3 separate regions of the Homo sapiens genome follow, and regions 2 and 3 are each linked to region 1. Evidence: chromatin contacts called from ENCODE Hi-C or POLR2A ChIA-PET data. All regions are on one chromosome and are shown on one strand. The core of a region is the stretch at or near the end of the contact, and the rest is flanking DNA. Distances in the headings are between cores, read along the strand shown.

Region 1 (3,480 bases), core at 429-2,928:
GACTCAAGGAGGAACTTAATACTATAAAACAGCCAGGTGCAGTGGCTCACGCCTGTAACCCCAGCACTTTGAGAGGCCAAGGCAGGTGGATCATTTGAGGCCAGGAGTTCGAGACCAGCCTGGCCAACTTGGTGAAACCCTGTCTCTACAAAAAATACAAAAATTAGCTGGGCATGGTGGTGCGCATCTGTAGTCCCAGCTACTTAGGGAGCTGAAGCAGGAGGATCACTTGAACCTGGGAGGTCGAGGCTGCAGTGAGCATGATTGCACCACTGCACTCCAGCTTGGGAGACAGAGTGAGACCCTGTCACAAAAAACAACAACAGAAAATAAAATACTACAAAACAAGTTACATGAAAATGAAAGTCTTTAAACCAAGAGTGAAAAAAGGTAGGGGATCCAGGCGCAGTGGCTCACACCTGTAATCCCAACACTTTGGGAGGCCAAGGCATGCAGATCATGAGATCAAGAGATCAAGACCATCCTGGCCAACATGGTGAAACCCCATTTCTACTAAAACTACAAAAGTTAGCTGGGTGTGGTGGTGGGCGCCTGTAGTCTCACCTACTCAGGAGGCTGAGGCAGGAGAATCGCTTGAACCTGGAAGGTGGAGGTTGCAGTGAGCCAAGATTGCACCACTGCACTCCAGCCTGGTGACAGAGCCAGACTCTGTCTCAAAAAAAAAAAAAAAAAAGGTGGGGGAGGACAAGTAATAAAAGAGGGTGGCAAGAAGGATCGATTTTGTCAGAGAAACTGAATAACAACAGCTAACATTTATTGAGTGTGTGCTTTGTGCCAGGCTCTGCTAAGTGCTTTCTTTATAATCTTTTTTTTTTTAGACGGAGTCTCCCTCTGTGGCCTAGGCTGGAGTGCAGTGGCACGATCTCAGCTCACTGCAGCCTCCAAATCCTGGGTTCAAGCAAGTCTCCTGCTTCAGCCTCCCGAGTAGCTGGGACTACAGGCGTCCACCACCATGCCCAGCTAATTTTTGTATTTTTAGTAGAGACGAGGTTTCACCATGTTGGCCAGGGTGGTCTCAAACTCCTGGCCTCAGGTGGTCGACCCACCTCGGCCTCCCAAAGTGCTGGGATTACAGGTGTGAGCCACTGCACCTGGCCAGTGCTTTCTTTATAATGGACTCTTCACACCAATTCTATGAGGTAGGCAGTGTGGTAATGTTATTATACACACAAAGCTGATAAGCAGCACAAGATTATAGATTCAGACCCAGGCCTTACTCCGAAACCTGAGCTCTTGGCACCCTGGTAGCCAATGCGAAGATGGAAACATCAGCTCTAGAAAGCCCCTACCACAGAGTCTGGAAAGACAGACGATGCCCAGTAAGTTATTTCCCTGCCCATTCTCACACTAACTCAGAGGGAGAAACTTTTTCTTGATCTTGAGCTCCACAGGGAATTTGACCCTGTGGCTTTGTACAAGAAACACTAATACGACATAGTGGGTAATGTCCCCCATATCAATGTTACCAGAAATGAAGCAGCATGCCACATCATATGAAAACAGAGGGCATAATGTTAGGTCTTAATTTATTAAGTGCAGTTCAGTCGGGATCCAGGAGCTTAGACAGCTGATAGCAAGCTTTCACTTTATCTTTTAGAATGCCCTTTTGCCCTTTTGAGTCTCTTGCCTGGAAATGGTCTATGACAGACCTCTGCTGCCCTCTGGTGGGCAGAGCATGAAGCACCCAGCAAAGAATTCTTTCCAGTCACATGGCCTCTTCTTTGTTTATATTGCTGAATCTGTGGGAAGCTGGGCTTCTCCACACAATCCCTTGAGGAGAAGGCTTAACTTGTATATGAAAGGAAAGACACCTCTCCCAACTCAAGAGCAACCCACTGCCAGGATACGCTCTGGGCCTCCTGCCTTCCTCACCCCACTTACACGCCTTACCAATAACATCATGCCCCCACGGGAGCAGTGGAGGCTGCAGGGGCCCATGGTATTGCTGGGGCCAAGGGCACATATGGAGTCTGAGATTTCTACAACCAGATGGTCAAGAAGCAGGGTGGAGAAGGGAGGAGCTGCGTGGTTCTGGTCAAAGAACAAGTCTTTCTCAGCCTACACTGGAGCCCCAGACATTCCTGCCCACGATGAGGAAGCTGAGGAGCAGGGCGGGGGAGAAGGGTGGCTTTTCAACCTGGTCAGAGGCTAATTTCGGGGTGCAAGGTGAGAGAGTAGGATCACGGTCCACTGAGACCTGCTCCTGGGTCATTTCCACCCCAGGACCAAGGCTGAAATGGACTTAAACCCTGAGGAAGGAAAGGTTCTAATGGCTTCTTTAGTTCAGGGTCCAACAGTAGAGAAAGCTGCCCAGAAAGACCTGGGGGTGGGAATTTGGCCCCAGCTCAGCCTTTAACCGCCAGCTTTCAAATTTAACCCTTCAGCACTCTCTCTCATCTCTATCTCTCTCTCATCTCCATCTCTATCTCTCTATACATCTATCTATCTCTCTATCTCTCTCGACGTTGCTACCTGTAAGCAGGTCAGCAGCTCCCTCTGGAAAGGGTGAGCCTCCAGACGAGGAGGAAAGGTCTGCAAGGAGCAGCTCTCCCATTGCTCAGCCTGAGCTGTGCCTGGGGCTCACACCTGTCTCTCCAGTCCCACTCTCCACCCTGACAGAACATCATTCTGCAATATGAGAGGATTCCCAGACTGTTGTTTTTCATTGAAAGTTCTACCATACTGATGATTTTTTTTTTTTTTTTTTTTTTTGAGATGGAGTTTCGCTCTTGTCGCCCGGGCTGGAGTGCAATGGCAGGATCTCGGCTCACTTGGAACTTCCACCTCCCAGGTTCAAGCAATTCTCCTGCCTCAGCCTCCTGAGTAGCTGGGATTACAGGCGTGCACCACCAAGCCTGGCTAATTTTTGTATTTTTAGTAGAGACGGGGTTTCACCATGTTGGTCAGGCTGGTCTTGAACTCCTGACCTCAAGTGATCTGCCTGCCTTGGCCTCCGAAAATGTTGGGATTACAGGCGTGAGCCACTGCACCCGACCACTGCTGAGTGTCTGTGCCTTCTCCCCCTTGTTTTCATCCTGGCATGTGAAATTCTGGTTTCTACCTGGTTCAGAACATTTATCTCTTTTCAGTACAGTAGACATGTCAATGTTGCCTGATCTGAAAAAGAGTGGCTGGCATGAACCTCGCAGTGGCCAACCCAGAAACATCCATGACTCCAGGATCATGTTGCAGGGAACTGGGAAGGGCCAGTGTCTGTGTGATGGGCTGCTGAACATTTTGGCAGATCCCTCTTCCACTGTTTTATCATTTTGTTGTTTATTTAAAAACTCGAATACATGCACATAGTTTTTTTAAAAATCATTATATCATCACACCACCACACCCGGCTAATTTTTGTATTTTTAGTAGAGACAGGGTTTCTACTAAAACAGTCAAAGGCACAGCTACTCAGAAGGCTGAGGTAAGAGAATTGCTTGAGCCCAGGAGGCGGAGGTTGCA
Region 2 (3,480 bases), core at 595-3,094, 740 kb before region 1:
GGAAGTGTAAATGCATAAAAATATGCAAGATACTTTTGAACAAGAAGAACAAGGTTGATCTTATTCTTTCAGAGACCAAAACATACCACAAAACCACAATAATGAAAGCACTGTGATATTGGCATAAGAATAGAACATAGGCCAGGTGTGGTGGTTCACCCTGTAATCCCAGCACTTTGGGAGGTTAAGGCGGGAGGATCACTTGAACCCAGGAATTTGAGATCAGCCTAAGTATCATAGTGAGATCCCCATCTCTACAAAAAAAAGGAAAAAAAATTAGCTGGGCTTGGTGGTATATGCCTATAATCTCAGCTACTTGAGAGGCTGAGGTGGGAGGATCTCTTGAGCCCAGGAGTTCGAGGCTGCAGTGAGCTAGGATTGCACCACTGTATACTGCCCTGAGTGACAGAGTGAGACCCCATGTCTTAAAACAACAACAACAACAAAAGATCAATGTTAAAGAGTAGGATTAAGAAACATACCTATGTATGTATATGTGTGTGTGTATATATAATATAGATAAATTTTTAAAAATATATACACCTTTGTTGGATGCATAGTTTACATTATATATGAGTGTATTATATAATGATAAAATACAAAATAATGCAAACTGTAAAATTTGTGTAAATTTAATAAAACACAAATCATGCTACCATTTCTATGTATATGCACACATACAGCTGCATAGATAAAAAAAGACAGGATCTAAAAATAACTTGAAAGTCATTACCTGTGGAGAGAACTTTAGTTTTAGCTGTCTTTACACAGAGAGAGAATATATTACTATATCAATATATTACTTGCTTAACTTAAAAGAAATAAATAGAGCAAGATACATTTTTAAACTTTCAATTGAGATTTTTTTTCTGGTTTTAGTCTAAATAAAGTTAACCAGGTTATATATATACAGATTAAGAGAACCACAATACTTTTCAGTCAGTTATCAGCTTTGCAAGTATTGTTGATTATTAGCTTTCAGTATCCTTAGCTTTTAGAGTAAATTTCCTATTTATTCAAATGAAGTTGCTTTCAGATTTCTTATGACTTCTTCTATAAAAAGAGTTGATAGTAACTGGCCCTCACATATTAATTCAATCTATATTTATTGAGGTTCTCTGTGTGTACTATGTGTGAATAGATAAGACTGCGAGATCTTTTACAGCCTTCACTTTATCTTACCCGTCTTTGTATTCATAACACCTAGCAATTGCCCAGCTTAGAGTTAGCACACCATTTCAAATTAAACTCAGACATAGTCTCTGAATTCATTCATTATTTTATTCAACTACTAGTTGAATTAAACTCAAATATAGTCATTACGCTTAGAGAGTTTATGATGTAGCAGAAAATAATCAAATGATTTTGATACATTATACTAATGATAGCTTACATTTATTGAAAATGTACTATGTGCCAGGCATTACATATGTTACCTCGCTCTCAGAACCATCCCATGAAGTAGGAATGTTGTTATTGCCATTTTAGGGGTAAAAAAACTGAGGCTTAATAGGAAGAATAAGTTCAAGAGATCTATTGTACAACATGGTAACTAGTTAATAAACAATGTATTGTATTTTGAAAATCACTGAGAGAGTAGATTTTAATTAAGTGTTCTCACCACAAAGAAATTGTAAGTATGTGAGGTAGCACACATGTAAATTAGCTCGATTGAGCCATTTCACAATGTATGTACATACAGTATGTCCTTATGAGGTTCATTTTATGAGGTTTCAGTTACCCACTGCAGTCTGAAAATATTAAATGGAAACTTGTAGAAATAAACAGTTTCTAAGTTTTAAGTAGCATGCCATTCTGAGTAACATGATGCAATCTTGTGCCATGGCGCATCATCCCGCCTGGGACATGAATCATCCCTTTGTCCAGCATATCTGTGCAGTACACGGTACCCACTCCTAGTCACTTAGGAGCCAATTTGGTTATCAGATCACCTTTTGAGGTATAACAGTGCTTGTGTTCAGGGAACCCTTATTTTGCTTAATAATGTCCCCAGCGTGCGAGAGTAGCGATGCTGGCAATTCCAGCTTGCCAAAGAGAAGATGTAAAGTGCTTCTTTTAAGAGAAGAGGTGAAAGTTCTTGACCAAAAATAAGGGGGGAAAAACCATATGCTGAGGTTGCTAAGATCTGTGGTAAGAACGAATCATCCATCCATGAAAATTGTGAACAAATGTGAATCTTCCATCCGCGAATTGTTGTTGTAATTGTTCTATTTTATTATTAGTTATTGATAAATTCTTAACTGTAACAACTTTATAAATTAAACTTCATTATAGGTATTTACGTATGGGAAAAAGCTGAATGTATAGGGTTCGTTACCATCCACAGTTTCAGGCATCCACTGGGGTTTTCAGAATGTATCTCCTGTGGATAAGGGAGGGACTACTGTATTTCAAAACATCATGTTGTATACAATAAATATGTACAAACTGTATTTGTCAATTAAAAGAAAACCCTGAGACTAAAAGGGAGGTGGTTGACTACAGTTATACAGACAGTTAGTGGCACAGTGAGGATTTTAACCAAAGCAGTTTGGCTCCAGAGCCCATCCTCTTAACTATCTGTACTGTGTGGCATTTTTCTAGGCTATTCTGGTAAGTTCTCTCCATAAAGTACATAAAGAAGGGGCTGTAGGAGCCCAAAAGAGAGAGCAAGAACCCCAGGGAAGGCACCAATAAGTGTCATTGGAAGTGTGTTTTGAAAGATGAAGTGTGTCTGTGGGGATACTAAGGAGTGTGGCATGGGTCCAGGAAGTACTGAGTAATTGAGCTGGAGCATTACCAGTGTGGATGTGTGCAAAAGGGGAGGAAGGGAGCGAAGGAGAGAACTTCAGGTGAAGTAAATTAATGCCCAATGTACCCTTTTTTGCTGGAAATATTTAGTACTCTTTTAGATTTTTTCCTTGGTATATCAGAGAAATTAAAAATGGAGTCCTAATGCAGCACAGAGAGCTAATATCCATCTGACGTTGTGTGATAATGGGTCCATCAGGATATAAAACCACCAAACTGTTAATTCAAAATTAATTTGATAAAAGTAACAGAACCTGAACAAAATTGATTGTTTGAATTCCCTGGATAGTTATAAGCCATTCAGTTGGCTTTTTGTGGTAAGGAAGGATAAATTTTAGCCCTGAGTTTTTCCCAGGAGGCCGATAACAACCTATGATTCCATGAAACTTTATCTTAACCATTCTCTCCTAGATCAGGGCTCCAAATCTGATTGTAAGTTGAGATTTCTTTGGGTTTTTACAAAGAAGCTTTACTGAATTGTCAGAACATAGTCAGTTACTCATTTATTATTAGGTTGTACTTTTTGCTTTTGGCTGCACATGTTAGAAATCAGACACTTGCTGGGAGGCAAGAATTATTACTACCTTATTTATAATTAGAAATCATGATTGAAATGGTAGAAGAAATGCTTTATTTGCCTACGCTTAAGTCAATACTGTCAAGAATGCA
Region 3 (3,480 bases), core at 589-3,088, 720 kb before region 1:
ACTGTCTAGCTCATTGTTATTGTATCTTTTAGTGAGTTCCTTTTTTCATGGTAGTTCAATAAGTGGTTACCAGGGGTCTTTCTTTGACAGTTATTACTAGCTTCTCTTGTATAGTGGGATTTAGCTGTGGGTTGATTTGTTGTGCTGGTATGTTTTCAACTGCAGCGATGCATTGCTCTATCACATGGATTCTTTTTATAGCTTCATTAGAGGTGTTTTAGTTCCTCTTTTGAATATTTATCTGAGTATCTTAGTACCTTGGCAGTCACACTATCCTAAATTATTATAGTGCCTTCTAAAGTAGATTTTGTCATTGAGGCTTATGTTTAGGTCAGGCTTGCAGGCAGGGAGACAGATTATGCCATTGTGGTTGAGAGGCATATAGTGGTTAAAACCACTGGAGTTATTCTGTTAGGGCTCATAGCCTATCTTCTCCACCTATTATGCCACCTGTCTAACCCTTGATTGTCTTATCTGTCAAACATGGTAAAGTCATACCTCTTTCATAGGGCTGTCGTGAGTATCAAATGAGATGCAGGTTGCGTAATCCCAAATCCAAAAATCCAAAATCCAAAACACTTCTGGTCCCAGGCATCTTGGATAAGGGATACTAAACCTGTAATGCACGTAAAGCACCTTTAGGACAATGGTCCTTACTGCTGGCCTGCAATAAGCACTTAATAAATGTTATTATTTTCTTCTTTTTTGGTGTTGGTTTGCTCTTCTATAATGTTACAATGCTATTTTGTTAACCTTCTAGTTGTAAAAACACACTCATTATAGAAAGTTTAGAGACTGAAGAAAAGCTTAAAGAAGAAAATGTCTCTTACAACTCTTCCACCCCCCCCAGCAATAATAATTACATTTTAACATTTCCTTCCAGTTTTTTAATACTTAGATATTATTTTACACAGCTGAGATCATTCTGCATGCATAATAAATCTTGATTTTTTTTCACTTAACATATCTTAAACATTTTCTCATATCATTAAAAACACTTGTGAAATCATTTTTAAGGGTCACATAGTAGCCCATCACATTACATTCTTTTGATTGATTTAATCATCCTCTTTTTACTTGGCATTTAACATTTGGGGCTTTTTTGGTTGGAGTTGGGTTGTTTTCAGGTCGTTCTAATATATTAAGCCAGGCTTTTTTCTTGTCAACAGGAGGTTTGGGGATTGAGTCTTTGTGATTGTTTTTATTGTTGCATTTTTTTGCCTGTTGAGTGTGTGAATTAAGCTGGGGTTTTAACCATCAGCACCTGCGCTCTCAGACTCTTGCCACCACCTTTCTGGACAATCTCCATGCTCTGCTTTTTAAACTTTTTCTGATGAGTTTCTTTTCTTCTGTGCTAGAAGAAAGATGAATGGAGACTATGTTTGGTGTTTAGGTTTCTGACCCGGCAGTGCCATGTGAATGCCCAGTAGCTAGCCAAGGTCAACAGCACTGCCTGTTAATGGCTTTTTACTGAAGTAGTCCTGTCGAGCAGTTTCTGGTGAGAAGACTATCCTAAATTGTTCTTGACAGGGTACACTATTTTTGTTTCAACTTCTTATTTTTCCTGTAAAGCTTGGTTTAAAGTATGTTGAGACTGAATTTATTTGTGCTTTGGAATATAATGAGATTTTGTGCTCTTTTCTTTCAGAAAACTAGCCAAGAACAGCAGTCTGGAAAAGACATATGTATCCAAAATTGCCAGGGAAACCTGCTGTGTAGATACGCTTTCTGAGAAACCACATGGTAAATGAATGTCATCTTTGTCTCAGAACCACAGTAGCCTGGTTCTGCTGGTGGATCGTGCTAGCTGATTTGAGCTGGGTTTTTAACTCAGTTATTGAAATGGCTTTGAGAGCAGGACTTAAATGCCTGCGGTTTTTGACCTCAAGAGGTTGCTTAAAACAGTATCAGCCTGTGTGAGCCTGAGACTGTTTTTCATTTCCTTTGTTTGGTTCGGAGACTGCTTGATCCATGGCTGCTTGGCAGGCTTCTTCTTTAGCGTTCATTCTTGTGGCCATTTATTCTCTGATATTAAACTACAGGATAATTTTAATCTCAACTACATGGTGAGAAAAAGAGCTGAGTCCAGACTGGCTCAGAAATGGAGCCTAAGAACTGCAATAAGTATCCTAGCACCTTAGGCCCTAGGAAGGACTGTTCCATAGTTAACTTCTGTGTGGCTTCACTGTAAGCACAGGTGACAGATGGGCATGTCTTGAATTCCTAGAAGCCATTGTCTCTCTCAATCATCTGTTCCAACACTGTATCAGAGAATGATAAACTTTCAGAATTGAAAAGGGTCTTAAAGGACATATTTTCCAGCTCTTGCTATATTTCCAACAAGAGGCATCATCTCACATTTGCTTGACTACCTGCAGTCATTTCTGAGAAGAGGGAATTCCACAAGTTGGAAGTAGTTCAAATCATTGCTCAAAGCTGTGTGTAAAGATAGTAGTTTTTTTTTGTTTTTTGTTTTTTTTTTCAGCCAAAATTTGTCCCCAGGGAACCTCTATCCATGAAATTTTGATTACTTCTCACAGGAACTTTAGCAAAAGTTAGTTGGGATTGTCTGGATTTTCCGTTTTGCAGATAGAGAAAGCCACCATCTCTTTCCCCTAACTACTTAGTACTATGGTAACTTGGGTTTAGGAAAATTTGCCAGTTCATTGTTACCAAGGCAAGTGACTAAATCGTGGGTTCTCTGTATGCTAATGCTGCCCCGCATATAGGCTTTACTGCTGTCCGTGCTTCATTCTCTCTCTGTTTAGCTGAGAAAATGAGTGTGAAAGCACTTAGCCAATAGTAGTAGATGTTGGGTGACATTTCATTAAAAGTGCAGACTCCTGGCCAGGTGCGGGGCTCACATCTGTAATCCTAGCACTTTGAGAGGCCAAAGCGGGAGGATCCCTCGAGCCCAGGAGTTTGAGACCAGCCTGACCAATGTAGCTAGACCTTGTCTCTACAAAAAATTAAAAAATTAGCCAGGCATGGTGGTGCCCACCTGTAGTCCTGCTACTCAAGAGGCTGAGGCAGGAGGATCACTTGAACCCGGAGTTTGAGGCTGCAGTAAGCTATGATTGCACCACTGCACTCTAGCCTGGGCAACAGTGGGACACCCTATCTTTTTTTTTTTTTTTTTTCAAAAAAAAAAAAAAAGGAAAAAGTACAGACCCCAGAGTCAGACAGAACCTGATTCAATTTTGATTTCAACCACTTGCGGGCTGTGTTAACCTCAATGGATTATATAATTCTTCAAACCTCAAATTCCCCATCTGTAGCACTGGGTTAATAATTATAGCTGTAAGATTTAATGAAGAGCAAATGAGATTAATACATATAAAATACTTAATGTATGGCTGCTAATAATGAACAGTTAATGCTTAAAAAATTCTGGCTTTTATTATTGCTATTGTTACTATTCCTGTAATCACTGTCCAACAAGGTCCCTGAATCTGCCCTCTCATTAAGGCAATACAGGCA

The links. A loop is a pair of places that touch in the nucleus more often than their neighbours do. ChIA-PET counts read pairs that join two places held with the same protein, here RNA polymerase II (POLR2A). Pooled maps may share reads with other maps.
Region 2: a pooled map shows a loop between it and region 1 (3-fold over the local background). The contact joins two enhancer-like sites. A Hi-C loop is called at or near these places in 2 of 168 maps with a recorded cell type or tissue (HCT116 and PC-9) and 10 of 50 pooled maps. POLR2A ChIA-PET finds 5 or more read pairs at or near these places in 2 of 52 experiments (MCF 10A and PC-9).
Region 3: a loop to region 1 is called in a map of IMR-90, with 8 times the contacts of the local background. The contact joins two enhancer-like sites. A Hi-C loop is called at or near these places in 4 of 168 maps with a recorded cell type or tissue (HCT116, IMR-90, PC-9 and 1 more) and 9 of 50 pooled maps. POLR2A ChIA-PET finds 5 or more read pairs at or near these places in 1 of 52 experiments (PC-9).

What each region holds. Positions count from the first base shown.
Region 1 is chr20:45,769,658-45,773,137 of GRCh38, forward strand. No RefSeq gene overlaps it. Among named protein-coding and RNA genes, the nearest start is that of WFDC3, 20 kb to the right of the region's middle. RefSeq lists enhancers at 1,410-2,003, 2,004-2,596. Within about 2 kb of position 1,679, at least 5 of the 41 ENCODE cell types and tissues checked have a DNase peak (open chromatin) inside an H3K27ac peak, as active enhancers do.
Region 2 is chr20:45,034,492-45,037,971 of GRCh38, forward strand. The region is part of intron 10 of STK4 (serine/threonine kinase 4); the gene reads left to right. Among named protein-coding and RNA genes, the nearest start is that of KCNS1, 65 kb to the right of the region's middle. Within about 2 kb of position 1,845, at least 4 of the 41 ENCODE cell types and tissues checked have a DNase peak (open chromatin) inside an H3K27ac peak, as active enhancers do.
Region 3 is chr20:45,051,438-45,054,917 of GRCh38, forward strand. The region is part of intron 10 of STK4 (serine/threonine kinase 4); the gene reads left to right. Among named protein-coding and RNA genes, the nearest start is that of KCNS1, 48 kb to the right of the region's middle. RefSeq lists a silencer at 393-462. Within about 2 kb of position 1,839, at least 7 of the 41 ENCODE cell types and tissues checked have a DNase peak (open chromatin) inside an H3K27ac peak, as active enhancers do.